2 separate regions of the Homo sapiens genome follow, and region 1 is linked to region 2. Evidence: chromatin contacts called from ENCODE Hi-C or POLR2A ChIA-PET data. All regions are on one chromosome and are shown on one strand. Each heading gives the region's core, a stretch centred on a gene start or an enhancer-like site at or near the end of the contact. The rest is flanking DNA. Distances are from core to core; before and after follow the strand shown.

Region 1 (6,994 bases), core at 2,682-5,181, 580 kb after region 2:
CTCCGCCCTCTGCCTTAATGCCTGTCCCCATGATCAGTTTCCACCTCCATGTCTCCCCACCTCTGCCTGTCAACCAAAACCTCACAAATCCTGGGGTTCAGAGCCCCCATATCCCTGCCCTGCCCACATTACTCTGACTGGACCTCACTGGACAGCCTCACTGAGCCCAAGTTCTAGAGCTTGCGCCGCGTACTCTTTGTCTAAGCGTCTACTTCCTCCTTCTCAGAAGGCCCACGGACAGCTCCACCATGCAGGTGTGACCTGCAGTTACCTTCACCTTCTGGGTCTGTAGCTCCCGGGTCTGCAGCCCCCAAACCCCGCAAAGGCAAGCCCTGGGTCTTCTTTCCCTCACGTCTCCTCAGAAATTCCATGGGATTTGACTTGGCCCAGGAGACATGGGAGATCTGGCTATGAGAAAAGGGACTAGGACTCCCTGTTGCATCATCTCCTCAGTCTCGGGTGAAAGGCAGCAGAGTAGAAGAAAGGCACCAGTGAAGGTGAGCTGGGGCAGAGGAAGAGAGTGGCACTTCCTTTATGGTTCACACCCTTCCTGCCACTACCCACAGCCAGTCTTTGAGGGACAAGCCTGTGGCCTGATGGGACCAATTCAGCATAAGGGCCCTCTGTGGCCCTCACTCAGAACTCATCCAACTCACCCCCATTTCCAGAGAAAGGAACTCCCAGATTCCTGAGTATGGTGCTCAGTGTCTTCATCATAGCCTGGCTGGCTAGCCCCTGTTCAGATATTTCTGGGGCCTCATATTGGGAGTTGCCTCCTTCCTGATCCCATGTTAGGTTAATCTCCAAGTTCCTTTTGCACCTGTGCTTACCTGCATCTTGGCACCTATCACATGGCTAGTGTCTGTTTACAAGGCTGCCTCCCTTCCGTATGGGAGCTCTTTGAGAGCAACACATGGCTGACTTGTCTCTGGACCCTTAGCACACAATATGGGACATGGCACAGGGGAAGCACTCAGAGAGCAGATGAACAGTTAAATGGAGGATAGATGGATGGACCTTGGATGAATGGTAGATGTATGGATGAATGATGCTGGATGGATGAGTAATGTTAGATGGATGACAATGTTGCATGGATAGATGTATGGAAGATATTAGGTGGATGGGTGGGTAGATGGAGGGAGGATGTTGGATGGATGGATGGAGGATGTTGGATGGATGTATAGATGATGTTGGATGAATGGTGGATGGACAGATGAATGGAAGATGTTGGATGGATGGATGGTTCGAGGATGTTGGATGGATGGATGGATGGGGATCATTTCAGATCCAAATTGGTATGGCTTCTGTTCACTATTGATCTTGCTTGCTTTTGGCTTCACCTACTTATTCTCTCCCTAACCACAGCCTCCTTGACTTTGCCCTTTCTGAGATCATGACCTAATTGGGCATGGGCTTCACCTTTTCCCCCACTGCAGCCCTGGGCCTGCTGATCATACCACTCACCCTCCCACCAACTCCACTTTCTTTGCTACACTCTTCTCCTATTCTGCATCTTAGTCCATTTTCTGCTGCTATAAATTACACTGGGTAATTTATTAAAAAACAGTTTATTTGGCTCACGGTTCTGGAGGCTGGGAAGTCCAAGAGCATGGCATTGGCATCTGGCGAGGCCCTCATGCTGCATTATCCCATGGAAGAGCAGAAGGGCAAGTAAGCACTCAAGACGGGGAGAAGATCAGCCCAAACTCATACTTTTACCAGGAGCCCAGTCCTGTGATAATGCCCTCTAATCACCTCTTAAAGATCTCACTCCTCCGCATGGTTACATTGACAATTAAATTTTAGCATGAGTTTTGGAGGGGACGTTCAAACCAAAGCATTCTGCCCCTGGCTCCCCAAAACTCATGTCTTCCCCACTTACAAAATATATTCACTCCATCCCAATAGCCCCAAGTCTTAACTTGTTCCAGCACCAACTCAAAGTCCAAAGTCTCATCTAAATTAGATACAGGTGAGAGTCAAGGCACAATTCCCCCAGAGACATATTCCTTCCAGCTGTGAGCCTGTGAAATCAAAAGAAGTTATCTATTCCAAAATACATTGGTGGGACAGGCATAGGATAGATACTCTCATTCCAAAAGGGAGAAATAGGAAAGAAAGTAACCAGTCCCAAGTAAGTGCACAACCCAGTAGGGAAAACATTCAATCTTAAGGCTGGAGAATAATCCTCTTTGATTCCCTCTCCTGCCTCCTGGGCATGCTGAGTGGGAGTTGGACCCCAGGGCCTCAGGCAGCCCCACCCCCATGGCTTAGGGCTGTCCGGCTTCAGCTCTCGGGTGGAAGCCTCGTGCTTGCAGCCTTCCCAGGCGGGCGTTACATGCCGGTAGCTCCACAGTTCTGGGGTCTTGGGGCGGCTGCACTTCTACAGCTCCATTAGGCACCGTCCTAGTGGGGACTCTGCGGTGGCTCTGCCCCTGCAGTAGGTTTCTGTGTGGGTCCCCAGGTTGTCTGATTAGATGGCACCCACCCACGTTGAGAGTAGATCTTCCCCACTCAGACTCACACACCAGTCTCCTCTGGAAACACTCTCACAGACACACCCCAAAATAATGCTTTACCAATTCTCGAGGTATTTCTTAATTCAGTCAAGTCAGCACCTAAAACTCGCCCTCACACTCTGCTTCCCCAGGGCTGTCCTTCCCTCGTCTCTTTGTCTGTCTCTCTGTCTCCTTGGCTTCACCCACCCAGCATAGGTGCCCTCCTCCCCAGCCAGGAGGCCTCTTTCTGGACTCCCAGCTCTGGCCCATTCCAGTCCCCTCTGCTCTCCCTAGGTCCAGCCTGAGATACCCGGTCTCCTTCAGATATTTTACTTCCAAAGTCCTATTGCTGACTGTCCAGGTCCCCAAATCTGCTCTGTGTTTCTGTGCATCCTCCACTCAGCAGCCAGCAAGGTCTTTGAGAAACACATGGAGCTCACTGCCCTGCTCCCTTTCAGTGGCTTCCCATTGCCTTGGATAAAGACCCAAATGCCTAACAGGGCCCATAAGGCCCCACATGATCCACGGGCTTTAGATGTGCAGAGATGTGGAGCGCGATGCCAGGTAGGGTGAGCAGTGGCGTGGAGCAGGGCCACTTGGCTGGGGTGCCAGGTGTTGGAGGGGAGCAGCAGCCTGTCCACATGGCCTAAGGTTTGAGCTGGGTGTTGCTTTCAGCATGCCATTATACTTTTGATGAGTGTTTTCTCTGCACTGAGCCATTCTCCATTTTGCAATCATTCCAGCTTCCAAACAGTTTCATAATGAGGTCCTGAAGGCCCACAATGAGTACCGGCAGAAGCACGGCGTCCCCCCACTGAAGCTCTGCAAGAACCTCAACCGGGAGGCTCAACAGTGAGTCCCCTAGCACATCCGGGTAACTTGGCCCTTCATGTGCTGCTACTGCAGTCACAAAGGGGCCCTGTGGCCAGGCACGATGGCTCACACCTGTAATTTCAGCACTTTCAGAGGCCAAGGCGGGCGGATCACCTGAGGTCAGGAGTTCAAGACTGGCCTGGCCAATATGGTGAAACCTTGTCTCCACTAAAAATACAAAAATTAGCCATGTGTGGTGGCATGGGCCTGTAGTCCCAGCTACTCGAGAGGCTGAGGCAGGAGAATTGCTTGAACCCGGGAGGTGGAGGTTGCAGTGAACCAAGATTGCGCCACTGCACTCCAGCCTGGGTGACAGAGTGAGACAACATCTCAAAAAAAAAAAAACGTTGGGGGGCCCTGCATGGTTTTGGGGACCGGGTTTTGGGATCAGATATAACCACACTTGAATAACCACTCTCTCACTCACCTGGGCAGGTCCTTTTAGTTCCCCTGAGCCTCGACTTGTTCCTCTGTGGAATGGGACTGCTGGGAGGCTCAGAAATCATGCAAGAGTGGTGCTCCTCTGTGAGCCCGGGGCAGGGAAGGAAGCTCAGCCACACTAGCTTGGGGCACATACTTTGGGGGTTCCCTGAACTGCACCTGCTCTGAGGAGGCGCTGTGAACTCTGCAGGTATTCTGAGGCCCTGGCCAGCACGAGGATCCTCAAGCACAGCCCGGAGTCCAGCCGTGGCCAGTGTGGGGAGAACCTTGCATGGGCATCCTATGATCAGACAGGTGGGTCGCATTTTCAGCTCCTCTCCTCTCTGCGGGAGCTGGAAGAAGGACAAGTCCTCCTGAAATGCCTCCTGGCCCCAGCACCCTCGTGGTGTAGCCACAGGCCCAGGAAAGGAAAGAAAAACCAGAGCTCTCTGAATCTGCTCCCAGGCTGACTTCAGTTCACCACAAGGTCTCTGATGGCTGGCTCAGTGCCAGGCCTGTGCTGGGTGCCAGGGACACAGAGATGAGTCAGACTGACCAGGCCCCCACTTTCGGAGAAGCTCCCAGGCCGAGGAGTGGGGGTTGGGGAGACAGACCGCTTTTGTACAGAATCTCAGCCTGATTCTGTGTCCACCAGAGCATCCCCAGCTACTGAGAAATGTTATTTTCTTCCCGAGAAATTTTACTTTCTTACCGTACTGGTGATACACTACCAGTAGTGCTGGTGTATTACTTTTATAATAGGAGAAAAGCAATAGAGCTTTTTCCATTTTGGAAAAAAAAATAATAATGGAAAAGACAATGTCTCCATGCAAGGTCTCGATCTGGAATGATCCCACCATGCTGCCCAGACATTCTTGAGCTTCCTGGCCCTCTGGCCCTGACAGCCCTGATGTGGCTTTTTAGGAAGAATATTGGAGAGCTGTCTGGATCTCTGAAGCTTTCTCCAAACACCAGTGGGAGAATGACTCACTCCCTCCCCAGCCTCACATTCCTGGGAGATCCCCCAAGTCCTCTTGGTTTCCCCAGCACAGCCTAAGCCAGGGCTCCTGTGCAACGTGGTCCTTGGCACCCCCACTGGGAGGCATGTGTGAACTCCTGGGGAACCCCCTACCCACCCCTCCCTCCAAGGCCTTGCCCTCACCCTGCAGGCTCCTTCCCAAGTCCAGGCTGTGGCCCTCGATGGGCCCCGGGAGAAGGGCATAGGTTCAGGAGACATGGTCCATTCCAGCCTCGCACAGCCTCCCTCGGGAGCCTTGAGCAGGTCCCTCCCTCCTCTGCCCCCAGTTTCCCATCTCTACAGAGAGGGGGTTGGGTAGGTGGTCTCTGAGACAGTGCTTCCCTACTCTGGTCGCACATTGGAATCTTTTGTGGAGCTTTAAAAAAATACCAGGCTGGGCACAGTAGCTCACGCCTGCAATCCCAGCACTTTGGGAGGCCGAGGTGGGTGGATCACCTGAGGTCAGGAGTTTGAGACCAGAATGACCAACATGGAGAAACCCCATCTGTACTAAAAATAGAAAAATTAGCCAGGCGTGGTGGCACATGCCTGTGATCCCAGCTACTCGGGAGGCTGAGGCAGGAGAATCGCTTGAACCTGGGAGGTGGAGGTTGCCGTGAGCTGAGATCGCGCCATTGCACTGCAGCTTGGGCAACAAGAGCGAAACTCCGTCTCAGAAAACAAAACAAACCAAACAAACAAACAAAAAATGCCTGAGTCTCTCCTCCAGAGACAGACACAGTTGGTCTGAGGAAGGACCCAGGCATTAGTATTTGTTAAATGCTCTCCAGGTGAGGCTGATGTGTGGAACATGGATCAGCAGTAGCATCTGGAAGCAGAAATGCAGAATCCTAGGTCCCTCTGTAGACCTACTGAATCAGAATCTGCCCATTAACAAGATTCTTGCACACATTTGAGACTGACTGCTCTGAGGTCCCCGCTCCTGGCTCTGGCCCGGAGAGCAGCAGCTCCCAGGGAAACGCCTGCCCATATCAACACGTGTGGGGACAGTGGATGCCCCAGGTGAGGTCCCTCCTGCCCACAGTGGAGATCCGTGGCTTACCAGCCTGATTGTCTTTCCAAATATGGATGTTTCAAGAGCTGCAAATGGGGTGAGATGACAGTATAGTCTCCTAGAAACTCGGAGCATCATCAGAAGGCCCTTGCAGTACATTGCATTCAACCTTTTCATTGTACAGAGGCCCAGAGAGGGAAGGCTTTGCCCAGGATTACACAGCAAGTCAGTGTGTATGGGTTGTGGGGGATAGGTGCAGATTCCCTGACCCCAGGCCAGTGCTCTTCCCAGCCCCCCAGAAGGCCCACTCTTCAGCCTGGCCATGCTCATGGGCAGGAGTCCCTGAGTCTGCAAAGCAGCGTCCAGGATGTGTCAGCTGACTGGGGCTTTCTCAGATGTCTAATTGCCGCATTGGTGGCTTGGGGCTGATGGGAGAAAATGCAGGGAATAGGGAGTGGGTGGATTTTGTGGCTGAGTTTTAGAACAATGTCATTTCCACACAGGAAAGGAGGTGGCTGATAGATGGTACAGTGAAATCAAGAACTATAACTTCCAGCAGCCTGGCTTCACCTCGGGGACTGGTGAGTGGCAGGGTCTCACCAGTGGCCTGGCCCTGGGCAGCAATGCAGGTTGGGTGTCTGACTTCAGGGAGGAACCAGCCCTCTAAAAAAATCAATCCTTTCCTTCCTGTTTAATCTCTTCCATATTTCTCTGGCTTGACCTTGACCACAGACCAAAGCTCTCCTTTCCGCATTACATCCCCAGCTTCCCCATGCTACATGCTCTGCTCCCTCTGAGGGCCACCAGCTGGTGAATCCTGCCCCACCAGCTCAGAGCTCTTCCCATTCATGGAGTGTGTCATAGGAGACTGGATTTCCAAAGCTGCATGGAGCTTCATTCCTGAACTGGTCACCCTGTGTCTAGTCTTGTTTTCTGCAATCCATCCTGCTCTCCAGCAGCCTCAATACTTCTAAAATTGTCCCTGCCCCTGGTGCTCTCCTGATCCAACTGCCATGGCTCCCTGGGGCCATCAGGAGAAGGCTCAAGCTGCTGGCACTCCTCCTTCCACACCCCACACCCTTCCCCACCCTTGCGGCCTCCCTGGCTTTCTCCCTTCCCCTTTCTGCACTAGTTTGCAGTTCAGGAGCTTGGGGTGCAGAGAACCTGGAT
Region 2 (6,132 bases), core at 2,060-4,559:
TGACAATTGAAATCTATGCTTTTGAGGTCCAAAGAGGTGTGGTGGAGGGAATCCAAGTAGAAATGACAAGGAATCATGGTATTTGGAGGGATCGAAGGAAAGGAAATGGCCTGGTCTCTATTCTACCTTTTTCTACCTTTTTGGTTTTTTTCTTTTTTTGAGATAGGGTCTCACTCTGTCACCTAAGCTGGAGTGCAGTGGCATAATCTCAGCTCACTACAACCTTCGCTTCCTGGGCTCAAGTGATCCTCCCACCTCAGCCTCCAGAGTAGCTGGGACTACAGGTGCATGCCACCACACCCGGCTAATTTTTGTATTTTTTTTTTTTTATAGAGATAGGGTTTCACCATGTCCAAGCTGGTCTTGAACTCCTGGGTTAAAGCGATCCACCCTCCTCAGCCTCCCAAAGTGCTGGAATTACAGGCGTGAGCCACCGCACCTGGCCTGGATTTTTTATGTATATAACACTCCTCAAATCCACAAGGATCAATATTCATTTATTCAGCCTACTTATTAAATATTTCTACTAGGCAGTTGCCTTATAGATCAATACAGACAATGCCTGACCTCAGTGATCGAACCACTTTAAAGAAGAGACAGAGGTACAGAGAAAGGCAGAATAAAATAAATACCACAATGAAGATCTAAACAAAAACAACTGATCTTATAATAGGCCATGAAGAAAAATCTCAAAAATTCCAAGAAGCACAATAAACCACATTTCCTCACACAAACACAATTTTAAAATTTTAAAATAGGCTAAACAAACAACCAACCTAACACTTAGACATTTAAAAATACTCCCTTGAGCTGGGCGTGGTGGTGCATTCCTGTAATCCCAGCTGCTTGGGAAGCTGAGGCGGGAGGATGGCTTGAGCCCAGAAATTTGAAGCTGTAGGGCGGCGCTATGATCACATCTGTGAATAGCCACTGCACTCCAGCCCAGGCAACACAGTGAGACCCTGTCTCTTAAAGAAATAAAAATTAAAATTAAAAAAAAAACAAAAACACCTTAACCCTTGGGGCAAAGAAAAAATTCCAGTTATACACAATTATTTATAAATAAATGAGAATTCAATCAAAGATGAATTCAGAGGCAACTTTTAGCCTCAAACACATACTGGCCTCATGATTAAGAATATAGACTTGATCCTGCTGGGTGTGGTGGCTCACACCTGTAATCCCAGCACTTTGGGAAGCCGAGGCAGGTGGATCACAAGGTCAGATCAAGACCGTCCTGGCTAACACGGTGAAACTCCGTCTCTACTAAAAATATAAAAAATTAGCTGGGCGTGGTGGCAGGCGCCTGTAGTCCCAGTTACTGGGGAGGCTGAGGCAGGAGAATGGCGTGAACCAGGGAGGTGGAGCTTGTAGTGAGCTGAGATCGCACCACTGCACTCCAGCCTGGGCGACAGAGAGAGATTCTGTCTCAAAAAATTAAAAAAAAAAAAAAAAAAAATATATATATATATATAGGCTTGATCCTGGCTCCATCACTTATGAGCTGTACAACCTTGGGCAAGTTAGCAAACCTCTCTGTATCTCTTTTTCCCTCCTCTATAAAATGAAAATGCTAATAGTGTAAGGATTAACTTAAACGGTACAATAAAGCACAATAATAAATAAACTATCAATATCATTACTAACAAATGTTCTAGTGGGAGCTGCTCTAAGAAACAATTGCCTACCTTGGCTGGTCCAAGTAAAAGAAGAAAGCCAAGAGTGGAAGGAAGAGAGGATATCTTAAGAATGGATAGATTTCCTGAGTATCCAAGGAAGGAACTGTATACTGTACAGACTGCCATATAGCTAGGCCTCGTGAAACGGGAATTGAGAACGTGAAAGTGAACAGGAGCTGAGGCAGCTATTTTCACTCTCACCCTGGGGCCAGGTGCTTCTCTCTGCACATCTGCTCAACTCCGTCTGTCTCTATCTGTCTCTCTCGCTCCCTTTTCCAAATGGACTTGTCACTATTAGTTTCTACTCCCTGATAACTCTGGTATGCATGTGTTCATCAGGAAATTTCTACACCCCACATCCCCCATCATCTCTACAACAGTGATTGCTTAAGCAGAGTGTGCTGCAGAATTACCCAGAGTTTCGATATCAAACCTATAGAAAAGTTGCAAGACAAATGTCACTTTTACCTGACTTACCAGTTGTTCACATTTTGCAACTCAGAAGTATAGTCTCCCATGCGTCCCAGAAGGAAAGAGAAACAGACACAGGTGAGCATCACCATCCTGACCTCACTCATCTCTCTCGGCCTGGCCTCACTGCAGATGCAGAGGCCACCACCTCAACCAGGCAGCTGGGGAGGGAGGAGGGCATGTGTGCAGACCATGATGGCTTCAGCAGGACAGGCTGCAGACAGACTAGCCAGGCAAATGAGTCTAAAAGCAACTAGCCAGCTAACTAAATTAACTAGCTAATAACTAAGCAGTCAATTCAAAAGGCTAGAAAAAGAAGAACGTCATAAAGCTAACAAATATAGGAGAATGAAACTGATAGAAACCAATAAATCAGAAAACAGAAAAACAATTGAACTGTTATAAGAGTTGTTTAAAACAACAACAAAACAAGCAAACTGCTGGCAAAGTTAGCCAAGAGAAAGACTATACAACACCCCTAACAGATTGAGGAAGTGGCTAAAAACAGGCACATAGGAATTTGTGGGGGGTTTTTTTGTTTTGTTTTTGTTTTTGAGATGGAGTCTCGCTCTGTCGCCAGGCTGGAGTGCAGTGGCGCAATCTCGGCTCACTGCAACCTCCGCCTCCGGGGTTCAAGCAATTCTCCTGCCTCAGCCTCCCAAGTAGCTAGAATTACAGGTATGCGCCACCACGCCCAGCTAATTTTTGTATTTTTAGTAGAGACAGGGTTTCACTATGTTGGCCAGGATGGTCTTGATCTCTTGACTTCGTGATCCACCTGCTTCGGCCTCCCAAAGTGCTGGGATTACAGGCATGAGCCACCGCGCCCAGCCAGGAATTTGTGTTTTAACTACAAAAGAATACTAGTGAAACTCTATATAAATAAACTAGAAAATGTCAATAAGAATGAATATTGTCTTGGAAAATATAAATCAAAATCAACTCAAAATGATGGAACATCTGAATAAAATAACAATAGAAAGAATTGGGCCAGGTGCAGTGACTCACATCTGTAATCCCAGCATTTTCGGAGGCCAAGGTTCAGGATTGCTTGAGCCCAGGAGTTCTAGACCAGCCTGGGCAACATAGTAAGACTTCATCTCTACAAAAAATTTTTAAAAAATCAGCCAGGCATGGTGGCGTGTAGTCCTAGCTACTCAGGATGCTGAGGTGAGAAAATCACCTCGGCCCAGGAAGCTGAGGCTGCAGTGAGCCATGATTGCATCACTGCACTCCAGCCTGGGTGACGGAAACCCTGTCTCAAAAAGAAAAAGAAAGAATGGAAAAAGTGGTCAAGTAGATGCCCCTACCAAAAGACCCACACGCCACTTGATTTACAAAATTAGCAAAAACTTAATTCAAGACAACAAATTCAATACCTAACAAACCTCACACAAGTTCTACAGATAAAAAATGCCACCAAATAAAACATCAAACTAGCAACAGCAAAAAAGCAGGATGCTTACTATCACTGTCATCTTTCCTCCAATTCATAGCAGATGCCAATAAAGGATCCCAGTCCCCTTTCTGAGATCTTCCAAGACTCTGCAAGACAGCATGTTTTGAGTGATTTCTGCCAAAGCTTCAGATGAGGGGAGTGGTGGCAAATGTTCTGCTCTTTATCACCCCTGAATTGACTGACAGCTCAGTAAGGGCAGAAACCATGTCTGTCTATCTTGTTCATGATTATATCCTCAGCATCAAGCACAAGTGTCTGGCACATAGTATGAACTACACAAGTCTAGTAATATTGTAAAAGAATAATATACATTAAGACTAGTAGAGCCAAGTGTGGTAGCTCATGCCCGTAATCCCAGCATTTTGGGAGGCCAAGGCAGGAGGATCACTTGAGCCCAGGAATTTGAGATCAGCCTGGGCAACACAGTGAGACCTTGTCTCTACTAAAAATAAAAAATTAGCCAGATGTGGTGGTACATTCCTGCAGTCCCAGCTACTCAGGAGGCTGAGGTGGGAGGATTGCTTGAGCCCAGGAGGTCAAAGCTGCAGTGAGCCATGATTGTGCTACTGCATTCCAGTCTGGGAAACAGAGAGAGACCCTCAAAAAAAAAAAAAAAAAAAGAGACTAGTAGGATTTATTCCAGAACTACCACAGTGATTAAACTAGAAAATTTCTTAGTGCAATTAACATATGATAAACCAAAGGATATAAAAGCCATTTGATCACCCTGGCAGATATTGGAAAGGTATTTTATAAAACTAAATATCTACTTGTGATTCTCCTTAAAAAGGACTTTTAGTAAACCAGGAATATAAACATGATAAAGAATATTTGAAATGAATAGCCAATATCAAACTATATCCAGAAGAAACATCAGAGAGAGGACTGGGAAATAAATCTTATCTGTTGTACCAAATCAAATCAGCTATAGTCACTTATGGGAATGTTACTGGGGAGCTTCTGAAACAGGGCCATAGCTTAGCAGGAAAAGGTACTAAGAAGGATTAACTATGTTTGTTTGCCATGGGCATAAGATGAATGCCAGCATGTCGGATTCATAGTCCTTCACTTTATAAAAGTCAGAACCAAGACAAGAATGCTCATTATCACCTTTACTATTCAAAGTTACTATAGACAATGCATAAAACAAAAATAATTAATAAGAACCATAAATATTAGAAAGAAAGAAAAGAATCATCATCGGCCTAACTACAAAATCCTGAGAAGCAACTGAAGAACAATGAGAACTAATAAGAGTACTGTAAGATGCTTATTACCTGAAAAATATATTCAAATATCAATAGCTTTATTAGGCAGCATTACCAGTTAGATGACACACTGGAGGACTTCCACTTCCAGCATTATGGCAGATAGTTCAGAAGATTATCTGCAGCAATCAACTATATATTACATAGGTCATGTGAGGTGTTGCAGCTCTCACAAAGAAAGGAGTCTTCAAGAACATACCTTCCCCTCAAAAATAACACAAAACAAAAACAATAAAACGTAAGGACAGGTGTGGTGGCTCATGCCTGTAATCCCAGCAGTGTGGGAGGCCAAGGCAGGCGGAACATTTGAGGTCAGGAGTTCAAGACCAGCCTGGCCAACATGGTGAAACTCTATCTCTACTAAAAATGCAAAAATTAGCTAGGGGTGGTGGCACATGTCTGTAATCTCAGCTACTGGGGAGGCTGAGGCAGGAGAATTGCATGAACCTGGGAGGTGGAAGTTGCAGTGAGCCGAGACCATGCCACTGCACTCCAGCCTGGGTGACAGAGTGAGACACTGTCTCAAAGGAAAAAAAAAAAAAAAAGGTCGAACTCATAGAAGCAGAGCAGAATGGCCATTACCAGAAGCTATGGAGAGACAGAAAGGGGGAGGTATTCATCAAAGGGTGCAAAGTTTTGGTTATACAAGAGGAGTAGGTCCTAGACATCTACTGCACAACATTGTGCTTAGAGCCTATAGTTAATAATATTGTATTATTATAAAATTTTTTTTAAATTATACTGAAAAATGTATATTTAAAAATTTGCTAACAGGGTAGATTTTTTTTCCATTATGCTCTTCTAAGATACTAATAAACCATAAGATGGTAGATCTTATATTAAGTGTTCTTATCACTAAATAAATTGGGCAGGAGGAAACTTTTGGAGATGATGGATATGTTTACGGCATTGACTATAGCGCTGGTTTCATGGTTCTATACTTACCTCCAAGTTCAAGCTGTATACACTAAATATGTATTGTAAGTCCTCAGTATTGTCAATAGGTTCTTGGAAATTGCAACTTTCAGAGAAATGATGTGAAATGATGGGTACGAGAGTTTACCGTACATGAGGAGAGCATGCAAACTCCATATAGACAGTGGTCCTGGCCTGAATCAACCTTTTTTTCCCCTGGCCAGGTGCAACGGCTCACGCCTGTAATCCCCATACTTTACGAGGCTGAGGTGGAAGGATCACTTGAGCCCAGGGGTTCAAGACCAGCCTAGGCAAGACGGGGAGACCCCCCTCTCTACAA

Evidence for each region. A loop is a pair of places that touch in the nucleus more often than their neighbours do. ChIA-PET counts read pairs that join two places held with the same protein, here RNA polymerase II (POLR2A). Pooled maps may share reads with other maps.
Region 1: a pooled map shows a loop between it and region 2 (2.6-fold over the local background). The contact joins two enhancer-like sites. A Hi-C loop is called at or near these places in 1 of 50 pooled maps. POLR2A ChIA-PET finds 5 or more read pairs at or near these places in 2 of 52 experiments (Caco-2 and activated CD4-positive, alpha-beta T cell).

The regions. Positions count from the first base shown.
Region 1 is chr9:36,144,545-36,151,538 of GRCh38, forward strand. GLIPR2 (GLI pathogenesis related 2) reads left to right here. Exons shown (of 5, transcript NM_022343.4): 2 at 3,242-3,350; 3 at 4,003-4,106; 4 at 6,328-6,405. Among named protein-coding and RNA genes, the nearest start is that of GLIPR2, 11 kb to the left of the region's middle. RefSeq lists enhancers at 3,962-4,011, 4,352-4,431. Within about 2 kb of position 3,932, at least 27 of the 41 ENCODE cell types and tissues checked have a DNase peak (open chromatin) inside an H3K27ac peak, as active enhancers do.
Region 2 is chr9:35,567,547-35,573,678 of GRCh38, forward strand. No RefSeq gene overlaps it. Among named protein-coding and RNA genes, the nearest start is that of CIMIP2B, 6.7 kb to the left of the region's middle. RefSeq lists an enhancer at 1,927-2,086. Within about 2 kb of position 3,310, at least 5 of the 41 ENCODE cell types and tissues checked have a DNase peak (open chromatin) inside an H3K27ac peak, as active enhancers do.